3 separate regions of the Mus musculus genome follow, and regions 1 and 2 are each linked to region 3. The links are chromatin contacts, found by POLR2A ChIA-PET in ENCODE. All regions are on one chromosome and are shown on one strand. The core of a region is the stretch at or near the end of the contact, and the rest is flanking DNA. Distances in the headings are between cores, read along the strand shown. Region 1 holds the start of Mcrip2 (MAPK regulated corepressor interacting protein 2). Region 2 holds the start of Cerox1 (cytoplasmic endogenous regulator of oxidative phosphorylation 1). Region 3 holds the start of Rpusd1 (RNA pseudouridylate synthase domain containing 1).

Region 1 (3,609 bases), core at 869-3,368, 140 kb before region 3:
ATGAGATGAATCCTCGGGTGGGGCAGTCTCTGGATGGTCCATCCTTTCGTCTCAGCTCCAAGACTCACTCTTTCTTTCTTTCTTTCTTTCTTTCTTTCTTTCTTTCTTTCTTTCTTTCTTTCGGTACAACTCCAGGCCTTAACTCTCTTCCCAGATCCACACTCACCTTTGCAGTCACAGGCCTGGTACCAGCAGATTGAAACATTTCCTTCTGAAGGAGGGAAGCTCTTAAGACTTAGGAAGGCGATATGAAACTTGTGAAGCTCAGGAAAACCTCAAGATTCAAATTCCCAGGTGCTATATAACCAGGTGCCAAGTGCTAGGAGAGAGGAGACTTTGTTTGTTTGTTTGTTTGTTTGTTTGTTTTCGAGACAGGGTTTCTCTGTGTAGCCCTGGCTGTCCTGGAACTCACTCTGTAGACCAAGCTGGCCTCGAACTCAGAAATCTGCCTGCCTCTGCTTCCCAAGTTGTGTGCTGCCACCACTACCCGGCTGAGAGGAGACTTTTTTTTTTTAAAGATTTTTTATTTATTTAATATGAGTACACTGTGGCTGTCTTCAGACACACCAGAAGAGGACATCAGATCTTATTACAGATGGCTGTGAGCCACCATGTGGTTGCTGGGAATTGAACTCAGGTCCTCTATAAGAGCAGTCAGTGCTCTTAACCACTGAGCCATCTCTCCAGCCCCGAGAGGGGACTCTTAAGTAGGGTTGGGAAAGAAGCTCCCAGGATCAGCACTCATGAGCTGTCACCTATACTGTGGTGGGCTTTTTGGTGACATAGTGAGAGTCACCCATGCTCCAGTAAGTAACCGCAATAAACTCACTGGCTCATCAACTAGACATGAGTGAGATGTCTCATGCCTCCCTAGTACACTCAACAGTCTTCTCAGAGCTGGAGAAGGCCTTTCACTCTCCAGCCCCGCTCTGCATAATGTAAGGCCAAAGGCCCAGGGCCAAAGGAATGAAGGCTTGGTCACCTGGGATAAAAGTCCCCTGGAGTTCCTTAGATACTCTGGAATTCAGGTGGACCAGCTACCCACCCTCACTCCTTCCTCACTGTTCGTCTTGCTTAAGTGGTCCAAGACTTGACAGACCTGCCTCCCCTAGTCCCTAGTGCCTGCAGACTGACCCTCCTCAAATATGACAATAGGAACCTTAAGGCCAGGTGTTGGTGGCAGGGGCAGCACAAGTCTTGGCAGATACAGTTCAAGACTTCACATCACGCCGGGCAGTGGTGGCGCGCGCCCTTAATCCCAGCACTCGGGAGGGAGAGACAGGCGGATTTCTAAGTTTGAGGCCAGCATGGTCTACAGAGTGAGTTCCAGGACAGCCAGGGCTACACAGAGAAACCCTGTCTCAAAAAACCAAACCAAACCAAACAAAAAACCAACAGCAAAAAAAGGAGACCTGGGGGCGGGGGGGGGGGGTACGGGGGGGGGGTCAGGCTGCTTCCACTCTTGCTGGGTTCTTCCTCCTTCCAGGCTGTACTGGGAAACCCTGTGGCTCTCCCCACAGACCTAATTTCCAGCTTCCCCAGTAGTTGGGGAAAAGGCTCAGGACATGAATTGAAGAGCGGTTAGTATAGTACTTTAGGAATAGGGTACCCCCTGAGGGCTCTGTGTTCTCCTGGTCTTCTGGTTCCACAGTACTTTAGATCTACTTAAACACTCTTAGAGCACTCATTCTAAAGCTGACTCCTGACACAGTGATCCCCAACAATCCAGGCTTGTCCAGGCACTTGGCTGGGTGGTGGTGGTGTCTCAAATATGAGCTGGAATACTGGTGTTTTTAGAGACTGTTCAGGGTCCCTAGCACTACCCTAGTACACAAAGGGCCCTCCTCAACTGAAAGAGCCTCTCTCTCTGAAATCTCAGACAGATACACAAGCACACACATGCACACTCGCACATGCACGCTCCAGTCTAGAGATGGCATACCCCTTGGCGAGTACAACCCGTTCTTAGCTCAAATTTAGTGACTTGGCCAATTTTCCAAAGGGTTGGGAAGGCTACCAAGTAGGCGAAGCTCCTTTAAGGGCAGGGGGCGTGTGTGGGTCGCTCCGCCCCTTTGCCCGTCCTCCCTCCTTAAAGGGGCCGAGCCTCTGGGACCGCAAAGTGAAGCTGGTGGAGGGTGCCTGATCTGGCCGCTGCCAGGGGCGGGCGGGACGGCGCACCATGTACACTATCACCAAGGGGCCCAGCAAGCTGGTCGCGCAGCGCCGCACAGGTGCGCAGGGCGGGCGGGCAGGCGGGACGTCCTGACCGCTGGCTCGCGGCGGCTGACAGCGCCCTCCGCCCCGGCCCGCAGGTCCCACACAGCAGCAGGTGGAGAGCAGGCTTGGCGAGCTCCTGAAATGCCGGCAGCCGGTGCCGCCGACCGCGCTACCCGCGCACCTGCAGCCCTCGGCACAGACTCAGGGACCCTGGCCCCTTGCAAGGTGAGCCAGGCCGCCGGGCACGAGGGTGACCTTGGAGAAGGTTGATGGGGACCACGCGTCCTGGTGGGCAGGGGGCGGGGCGCAGGCAACTCGTGCACTTCTGCTCGCCGGCTACTTCTGGGCCCAGCTGGCTTGAGTGGACCCTGGTGGCCACGTGGAGCCTTGAGGGCTTCCGACCAATCCCGCCTGTCAAGGACCGCAAGTACTCAAAACCGAGGGACCTGGTGACCTTGGGCCGCTAACTTGGACCCCTTGGGAAGTGGTCGAGGTCAAAGTTGGGGAAAGTTGCCCAAGGCCCTGGCTCTCAAGGACTTCAGGCCCTGTCCTTGCAGAGCAGAAGAAGCGCACGTGTTCCCGCTGGTCTTATCAGGTCCCTGCCCTTCACTAACACCCTGGGACACTGGAGCCCTCCTCCCCAGCAGTTGCCCGCGCCTGTGGGTTCCAAGAGTTTTCTGATTTTCCTAACCCGCAATGTGTCTAGGGAAGTTCAGCCCTAGCTACTTGGATTTCAGCCAGTGTGACCTGGAAGTGATCCCACTCAACCAAGGCTGAACCTTTTACTTCTTTGGCTCCATTTACTGTTTCCTGTATCGGTAGACTGGACTCTGCAGGCATGTAGGCTCTACTCTGGTAGAGGTGGCATGTGAACCGGTTAAGAGAGAGCACCAAAGAGACCACAATCTCGAGGGAGGCCAAGAGTTAGACTCGTCTCAGCAGGGGAGTCTGTGTGGCTGGCTCCACCCCTCTTAGCTCTCAGCTACTAGGCTTCGGAAGCTATAGGTAGGAGATGCCTGTGTGGCCTGTGTTTGCCCTAGGGGACATCCGTATGACATCGGTTTATGTCCTTATTGCCCTTATGTCTCTGGGAGAACTCTATGGTGCAGATGTATAACCACAAAGTGGTTACCCAGACAGGGAGTTTGGAGCTGCCTTGGTGACTGGCCTATCTCTACCTGGGAAACACCCCCCCCACCCCCCACCCCCCACCCCCACCCCAGAGACAGGGTTTCTCTGTGTAGTCCTGGCTGTCCTGGAACTCACTCTGTAGACCAGGCTGGCCTGGAGCTCAGAAATCCGCCTGCCTCTGCCTCCCGAGTGCTGGGATTAAAGGTGTGCGCCACCACACCCGGCGGGAAAACACCTTTTAAAGTCCTTATTGTTGGGGGA
Region 2 (3,860 bases), core at 244-2,743, 160 kb after region 3:
TGGAGGCTCAGAGGGTTGGGACCTGAGACCTTAGGGGTCAGGTCCTGAGAGGATGTAGGCCTGGTCTCCGTTCTCAACTCTGCCGCTAAGCCTTCTTTTGCTGGGATGGATGGTGCACTAGCTAGCAGGGTTCTTTATGCCTCTAAGACAGCTTCTTTCCAAGAGGTGGGACCCTGAGTGGAGGGATCCCCAAGGGAAAGGATTGCCACTGCAGATGTGCAGGGAAGGGCCTTTCTTGGCAGGTAATGGTTAAAATATGGAGAGAGTTCAGCAGGCAATGGCAGCTAGCTCTCCATCGACACAACACACACACACACACACACACACACACACACACACAGTGAGAGAGAGAGAGAGAGACAGACAGAGAGGGAAGAGGGAGGGAGACAGAGAGGAGAGAGAGAGAGAGAGAGAGAGAGAGAGAGAGAGAGAGAGAGAGAGAGAACTAGAATAGAATAAGGTCACCATTAAGGTAGTTTCTCTTCCTTAGCCGTCCCCTCAGCAGGAAGCAGGGACTTGGACCTTCTCCCTCTGTCCAGAGCTGTAGATGCCCTAAGGCCACACTGCACAGGACTGGCCTTTTCCAGGTCTGCAGGGAAAGTCTGATTGGAGGCTGGGATCCCAGACCTGAAGGTTAGGGCACCACTCACGGCTTGGGTGGAGATGGAGATTATTAGAGACCACAGTTCTTCCCTGCAGCCGCCTCCACGGGCTTGGGAAACAGGTGGCTTCCTTTAGGGTTACCGAGCTCTCGAGAGCCACAGCTCTATGCCACCCAGACAAGCTTAGGGTGGCAGGTACATCGCCTCCTTTGAGTTTGGCGAGAGACTCCTAGCTGCACTTGGAGACCTCCGGGCTGGGAGGCAAGTCGCGGGGGCGACCTCGGGCGCGGTTCGGAGTCAGGCTTGGCTCTCGCCTCGGGAGAAACGTCCCCTCTCCGACCCTGAGCACTCTCCGCCTTCTCTCTAGGCGCTGAGGAGAAGCGGCCCAGCGTGGTTTCCGCCTCCGCCAGACCACCCAGGCCCGCCCGCCAGGGCCTCCGCGCCCCCACCACAGGTCATACCCGGAAGGACCCGAGCCCCCGCGTCCGGCCCCTCCATCCGCCTGACCGCCCTCAGGGACTCAGCAGTCACTGCCAGAGCAGCCCCGCCCAGCGCCCCCGCCCTCCCACCTCTGTCTAGCCCCGGGGTCCTCCAGCTCACCTAGGTGCGGGAGTTACCAGGGTCACCTGGTGGCTCTTGTCATTGCGCCACCCTGCGGGCAGAACCCGGGTTTGGTTGCAATAGCGGATTCGAGCCCCACATTGGAGGGAGGGATGTTGGACTCAGGAACCTTGTGGATTAGCATCCTTGCCTGCCGCCCGAAAGTCAAGCCGTGCTGCTGAGATCCATGCACTGGGCAGTCAGTCACCCTTAGCCCTCTGACCCCGCCTCAGCCGAGGGATCAGGCTGCGGGGCGCCTGGCCCACGTGGTACGGAGGGTGGAGCGGGGTCGCAAGGCTTCTTTGGATTCGGGGCGGGGCATACAAGCTCCGCCTGGGGAGGACCTGCCAACCCGGACCGGGAGGGGCGGGGTTTCGACCACGGCTTAAAGAAACTTGTTGCGGGTCCCAGAACTGAGACTGAGCTACTGCGGCGGAGGAGCTGCTGCTGGGCCCCTGCGGTGAGGACAAAGATTGGGTCCTGCGTGGCAACCTTGGATTCTAGAGTGTCCTTCCACAGAGTGACCGGGCGCGACCCCTGCGTCCATCCCCACTGAGTGCCCCTCCGCGCGTGGCCCCGATGCTGGACATGAGTGAGGCCCGCGCCCAGCCTCCCTGCAGCCCGTCTGGCACCGCTAGCTCCATGTCACACGTGGAGGATTCGGACTCCGACGCGCCACCGTCGCCCGCGGGATCAGAGGGCCTGGGCCGCGCGGGGGGCGGCGGCCGAGGGGATACTGCTGAGGCAGCAGACGAACGCTTCCCAGCCTGCATCCGTGATGCCGTGTCGCAGGTGCTTAAGGGTTATGACTGGAGTCTGGTGCCTATGCCTGTGCGCGGCGGCGGTGGCGGCACGCTCAAGGCCAAGCCACACGTGAAGCGGCCCATGAATGCCTTCATGGTGTGGGCACAGGCGGCGCGCCGCAAGCTGGCGGACCAGTACCCGCATCTCCATAACGCAGAGCTCAGCAAGACCCTAGGCAAGCTGTGGCGGTGAGTGTGGGGACTCTTGACACTCAGGCTGAGGAAAGGAGTGACTTCGTGCCCCAGCTTGGGCTGTGCTCCTGGGCTGGTTCCAGGGTGGGTCTGGTCAACAGAGACACCAGGTGTGGGACTTTGGAGATGGACGGAGGCCAGTGCCTGGAGTGTGACCCTCCAGTCCTTTCTCCTCTCCTGGGATATCCTGCTGAGAACTGCAGAACTGGGGATCCTAGCATCGAGTGGCCACCACGGCCTGTAGGCATATTGGGTAGGCATCAAGCTGCTTTGTCCTGGGCAGAAGCTGGGACTCCGGGGTCCATGAGGAGTCCAAGTCCTCTGGCAGGTACTGCTCCCAGGCCACAGGAACCTGGAATTGGGGAAGGAAAGAGCAGGTGAAAGTGACAGGCTCAATGAGCACTTTGGCCTGAGAAAGGCAGGCATTATTGAAGACAGCTGCACAGTCCCACCTCCCAAGCTGCCTCTATTCGAGTTTGAAACAGTGTGTAGTAGTGATACTGGGCTGAGCAGGACAGCCAGGTTGTCTTGCCCTCTCAGCTTGGCCGGCAAGTTGAGGTTCAAGGTCGAGAGATTCTCAGGGTGTGTGTGTGTGTGCTCTGAGGACAATCTCCCGGAGTTTCTCCATCACTCCTGGCAACTTGGGATGGCTGGTTTCCAGAAAGCCTTCCTTGCCTTTGTCGAAGTATAGTTTTCACTGGGTCCTGTTGTCTTTCTTGAGAGAGATTGGTGGTGGTGGTGGTAGCGGCGGCGGTGGTAGCAGTGGTGGGTGACTGGATGAGCAAATAGTGCTGGAAAGGGGGACTTCGGGAAAGATGGAGAATTGGGGTCTTGGTCCTTAGACCACACTGTTGGGCTCTGCCCCACTGGTGTCGGAGTTCTCAGCAGGAGGGCAGGTTACCCCTTGGAGGGTATCCTGAGCTCTCCAGCACCCTATCCTGTGCTCCAACTGTCTGACTGCAGGCAGCAGTGTTTGCTGGCGCTGCCTAGGTCCTTGGCAAGTCTGGAGCTCCGTGGGCATCCTCGCTCTACTGTGTTTTCTGTAGCTTGCTGAGTGAAAGCGAGAAGAGGCCGTTTGTGGAGGAGGCCGAGAGGCTCCGTGTGCAGCACAAGAAAGACCACCCAGATTACAAATACCAGCCAAGGCGAAGGAAGAGTGTGAAGACTGGCCGGAGCGACTCAGACTCTGGTACTGAACTGGGCCACCACCCTGGTGGTCCCATGTACAAAGCTGATGCAGTGCTCGGCGAGGCACACCATCACAGTGACCACCACACAGGTGGGCTCCAGGACCCTTAGCATGGGGGACGGGCAATAGCAGGACTGATCTGGAGTGTGGGTAGGTCTTCCCTCCATGGTTGGCAGTCTGAGGAGGGCTGGGTCTTCCCCGATCCCTTGTAAAAAAAAAAAAAAAAAAAAAAAAAAAAAAACCTCTGGATGTAGCTATTTCTTATGTACAAAAGGAGGGAGCTGCCTAGCTCCATCTAGCACTCTGGAGATGTCTACCGTCACCGGGACTTACTCACAATCTGCCTCCACTCTACAGTAACAACAGCGTGGGTCAATAGCCCCAGCCTCAGAATCAGGCTGGTGGGTGGGGTCCCAGCAGCTAAGCAGCCGAAGTGAAGCTGGAGGCAGGCCGGCTGTGAGCTTCCGTTTACTG
Region 3 (4,072 bases), core at 745-3,244:
ACCTGCTTACCCAGTCTTCTTTTTTAAAGGATGGATCCCTTGCTAGTCGGTCATGGCACACGCCTGCCTTTAGTCCCTCTGGAGAGACAGAGGCAGAGGCAGGCAGAGTTCGAGGCCAGCCTGGTCTATAGAGTGAGTTCCAAGGCAGTCAAAGCTTCACAGAGAGAAAAGAAAGAAAGAAAAAAAGAAAGAAAGAAAAGTACGGTTCTCTTCTGATTAGCTGCTTTGCAGATCTGTGCTACTGCGAAGGAAGGGCAGGGCAGGGTGGGGCAGGCCCTTGGTATGGGATTCATTATATTTCTTGCTACAAATCAGACATTGGGACTCAGGTCAAGAGATTGGTCGGGGTGGGCCGTGAGGGCACAGTCAGGGAGACCCTTGATCTAGCCAGAGAGATCAGCTTGACAGCCAGGGTACATGCAAACACCAGCAAAGATCTTGCTATCGGCTCTGCCCGCACACCTAGTATAGACCCAGGCAGGCCACAATGCCTATACCTCGGGGTCCTTTCTTATATGATGAACTCCTGCCCTGGACATACCTGTAAGTGGCTTTAGCAGCACTTTGGACACAGGGTCACCAGCATATAGGCCGTGTTCCAGGACCAGCAGCTCTGTGAGGCTTGGCTTTGGGTTCTCACAACCTAGATGAAAACTAAAGTGTAAGGGCCCACTGGGCCAGCCCTAGAGCCTGAGCCAACTCCAATTTCCACCTGTCTGGCCGTTCCCATTCACGCAGGCTTTGGAGACATGCCCATGGCCCCCACAACAAACCACTATTACCATGAGTGCCCTCGATGCACATGGTATGCGTCCGCCCCTCCGTGCTATTCCTGCCAATGGCATAGTTGATCGTCACTTGGCTTTCCTGGACATGGCCTCGGACCTGTCGAGCAAGGACATCACATGCAGCTCACTGGGCCACACTGTCATCTCTGAGAGGAATGTGGCTGAGCTCTAGATAGGCACATAAGCCTGGCACGGAGCTTCAGTTGAGAGGCCTGCTGGAGTAGGCTGTGAGCCTTGGGTCTCCACACAGCATCCCAGGAACTGGCCAGGACTTACCAGTGCCAGGTAGGCTTTGGTGACTCGCCGTTCCTTGAAGCATTTATAAGCACTGCCCGCAGCTGCCTTATTCAGGGCTACGCACAGTGCCCCACTGGTGGAGAAGTCCAGCTGGTGGCAGAACCTGGGAACGGGCAGAAGAGCAGCAGTGGCTGGACCCTGTGGTGCTCTGGTTAGCACCTTTGTGGCAGAGTCCAGTGTCCCAGCATCCTTTGGAAGGATGCTGCAGTGGGGCTCTCCATGTTGGCTGTGTACCTGAACCCATAGCAGGTGTCAGGGTCAGCCAGCTCTGGGAAGTGGTGTCGGAGCTGCTTCTGTAGGGTCAGGGTCTCCCGCCAGGTCTTGCTATCAATGCGCAGGTCCCAGTGCTTGTTCACCACCAGGAAGTCGCTGCTCTGGTACACGATGGACAGATTTTCCATGCTGCCAGGCTCCATGGTGGGGCTGCACGCAGGTGGGAGTGAGCCTGGGGTAGGAGGGTGCCTGACCTGGTCTTCAAGTACTGTACACACTTACTGGGGCCAGAACCTGCTGGAACCCTTTATGTCTTCCACAAGGGCCCATGCCAGGGGTGTCAGCTCCGGAATGGGAGTCTGGCCAAGGTCAGGTGATTCTGACTTGCCATGGACTCAGGGTTAGGGAGCTCTCCCTGACTTGAAGTGGAATAAACAGCCTGGTTGTCCAGCTCACGCCTACACACTTCACGCTAGGTTATTGCCCAGGACCACCCAGGACTTCAAGCGCTCCCTAACTTGCCTCCCACCAGCCTGTGACCACAGGCAGACCCTTTAGGACTTACCTGCAACAGGGCCAAGGGACCAGGATGTCAATTCTCAGCTCTGCATCCAACCTCGCTTCCCTATACTAGGAACCAGGTCTTGGCCTGGCTGGCGCGCAGCTCCGCCTTTTCACCCTGCCCATTCCACTTTCCTAATGGATGGTCGTACTGGCCAATGGCATTCCGGGCCTGGAGCTCCGCCCACTGAAGAATGGTAAGGCCCTACCCGAATAGTCTGCGCACGCGCTTTTTTAGTCCCACCTATTTCCCCGCCTCCCCCACGGATTACTTACTGTACAGGCCAATAGAAAGCGTTCTTGATCCTCCACTCCAACCATTGAACTATTATTCCTCTCCTCCCGCCCTCTGGGAGTAAGACCCGCCCTTCCCCGCTGGCCAATGGCGGGCGCCTCTGGGAACGTCGGCTGTTGATTGGCGGTATTGGAGGCTCTCGGGGCGGGGTAGCGCGCGGTGGCGGCGGCGCGGGAAGTTCTGAGGGACTCTGAGCTGTGGGAGTTGTGGTCTGGCTCCATGGAAGACTACGAGGAAGATCTGTATGGTGTGGAGGATGATTTCCAAAACCAGTTCGCAGCTGAGCTCGAAGTGCTGGCTGAGCTGGAAGGTGGGCGCGGGTCCTGGGTCGTGGCTGCATCCTGCTGCAGCATGGAGAGCTGTGTGGATGGGATTGGTAACGGCTGGGAGTTCGCTTCTTAATGTGTGTTGCTGCTATCAACCTCTGTCTCAGCAGGAACACGGGACCAGGCTCCTCCTGGGACCCTCCAAACTCCAGCGAGCCGCCCTCCGCTAACCTTCGAAGAGGCCATCGCTGGTGGGGACACTGTCCCGCGTCCCTGCCCTGCAGGGTCGCCAGGAAATGTCAACCGCAATACTAGAAAGAATGTTCGTAGGGACCAGCCCGCGCCCTCCAGTATGTCCGATTGGGGACTGAGCACTTAAAGTCGGGGAATTCTGAGGATCAGTTTTCTATTCTTTCACCTCTTTCTGCCTCTGTCTCTGCAGGCCCCATGGTCAAACGACCCAGGTTGGACGTGGTGAAGAAGCTGAACTTTGAGCCAGATATGGAGGAGCTCTTATATCCAGATTCCCCTCCTGGGGACATTACCCCTCCACCGAGTCCAGAGGTCTTCCCTGAGATGTTGGATGCTGGGTGTGTTGCTTAAGGGCATGTAATTCTGACTTGGAAAGCTGCCTGTCCCTGCATGAGGCTCTGGAAGTGGATGTCTATGGGACGGCAAGAGGAGTGAGTGTGGGTCAAGCACCCCATTTGAGAGTGACAGGGAGCTGCTTGTCTCTCCTAGGTATTCAGATGCTAATGCTGACAAAGACCTCATGCAGACATTGCCAAGTCCCCGAAATCGCAATCCTGTCCTGAGACGGCCTCCTATCTTAGAAGATTATATCAATGTGACATCCACAAGTGGAGAACGGGCCTTTTTGGTGCTTCGGGCTGACCTCATAGGCCCTGGGGTGCAGGTGTGTGGCCATAGCATGGGGTTTGCCATGGTATTGGTTCTTTTATGTTGCCAATAGGCTCTCAGCAGGTTCTGAGGCCAGTTTCACCTATCTGAATTGCTAGAAACAGGCACGCCAGGTAGTCCAGTGTTGGAAACAGCAGTGCTACTTTTGAGGCTACGTGGCCTTAGAGTGCCGCCTTGTACCCCATATATTAGCTTTCTGTTTTTCTTTTCCTCTTCACCTTAAAGCTGACTTCCCTTGGACCAGGCCCATCTGAGGGCCATATCCATCCCCTCTCTAATTAGGAAAGGTCATTTCTGTCCCTCTGTCAGCCTTTTTTGGGGGGTGGGGAGAGAAGGGCACTGTGGATGCCTCCATGACCTGGGAGGGTTATAGAGATGATAAATCTGTCTTGCCCAGAACCCTCTTCTAGATGTCCACTGGCGAGGCTGTGGCCAACTGGACCTGCTGGGTGTCCCCTTCGCCTCCCTGAAGGAGCAAGTTGATAGCAAGGTAGGTTTAGTGGAGTGGGGAGTTTATGTGTTGAGTCTAGTGCTGGCTGGACTTGTCCTGACCTCAGCCTATCCTGTTTTTATAGAGACGGCAACAACTGCTGGAGGATGCCCAACAGCTTTCAGACACTCTACACAGGTGACTCACACATGTCCCACCCCAGGAACCCTTTTCAGTTTGGACATATCTGGTGGGCATGGTCACTGTGTTCCCTCTGTGGTGAATCAGGACTTGCTTCTCT

What was found. ChIA-PET counts read pairs that join two places held with the same protein, here RNA polymerase II (POLR2A).
Region 1: POLR2A ChIA-PET joins it to region 3 with 10 read pairs in embryonic stem cell. The contact joins the promoter of Mcrip2 here to the promoter of Rpusd1 in region 3. POLR2A ChIA-PET finds 5 or more read pairs at or near these places in 3 of 5 experiments (Patski and embryonic stem cell).
Region 2: POLR2A ChIA-PET joins it to region 3 with 16 read pairs in embryonic stem cell. The contact joins the promoter of Cerox1 here to the promoter of Rpusd1 in region 3. POLR2A ChIA-PET finds 5 or more read pairs at or near these places in 2 of 5 experiments (Patski and embryonic stem cell).

What each region holds. Positions count from the first base shown.
Region 1 is chr17:25,867,247-25,870,855 of GRCm38, reverse strand. Mcrip2 (MAPK regulated corepressor interacting protein 2) reads left to right here and starts at 2,118. Exons shown (of 5, transcript NM_026633.3): 1 at 2,118-2,231; 2 at 2,313-2,442. The coding sequence starts at 2,180.
Region 2 is chr17:25,568,444-25,572,303 of GRCm38, reverse strand. It overlaps Cerox1 (cytoplasmic endogenous regulator of oxidative phosphorylation 1), which reads right to left and starts at 1,493. Exons shown (of 2, transcript NR_045176.1): 1 at 1,203-1,493. Sox8 (SRY (sex determining region Y)-box 8) reads left to right here and starts at 1,618. Exons shown (of 3, transcript NM_011447.3): 1 at 1,618-2,194; 2 at 3,244-3,476. The coding sequence starts at 1,782.
Region 3 is chr17:25,725,639-25,729,710 of GRCm38, reverse strand. Rpusd1 (RNA pseudouridylate synthase domain containing 1) reads right to left here and starts at 1,994. Exons shown (of 6, transcript NM_028009.4): 1 at 1,864-1,994; 2 at 1,320-1,508; 3 at 1,065-1,188; 4 at 783-885; 5 at 542-643. The coding sequence starts at 1,501. Chtf18 (CTF18, chromosome transmission fidelity factor 18) reads left to right here and starts at 2,296. Exons shown (of 22, transcript NM_145409.2): 1 at 2,296-2,464; 2 at 2,591-2,770; 3 at 2,863-3,010; 4 at 3,162-3,336; 5 at 3,739-3,831; 6 at 3,917-3,969. The coding sequence starts at 2,374.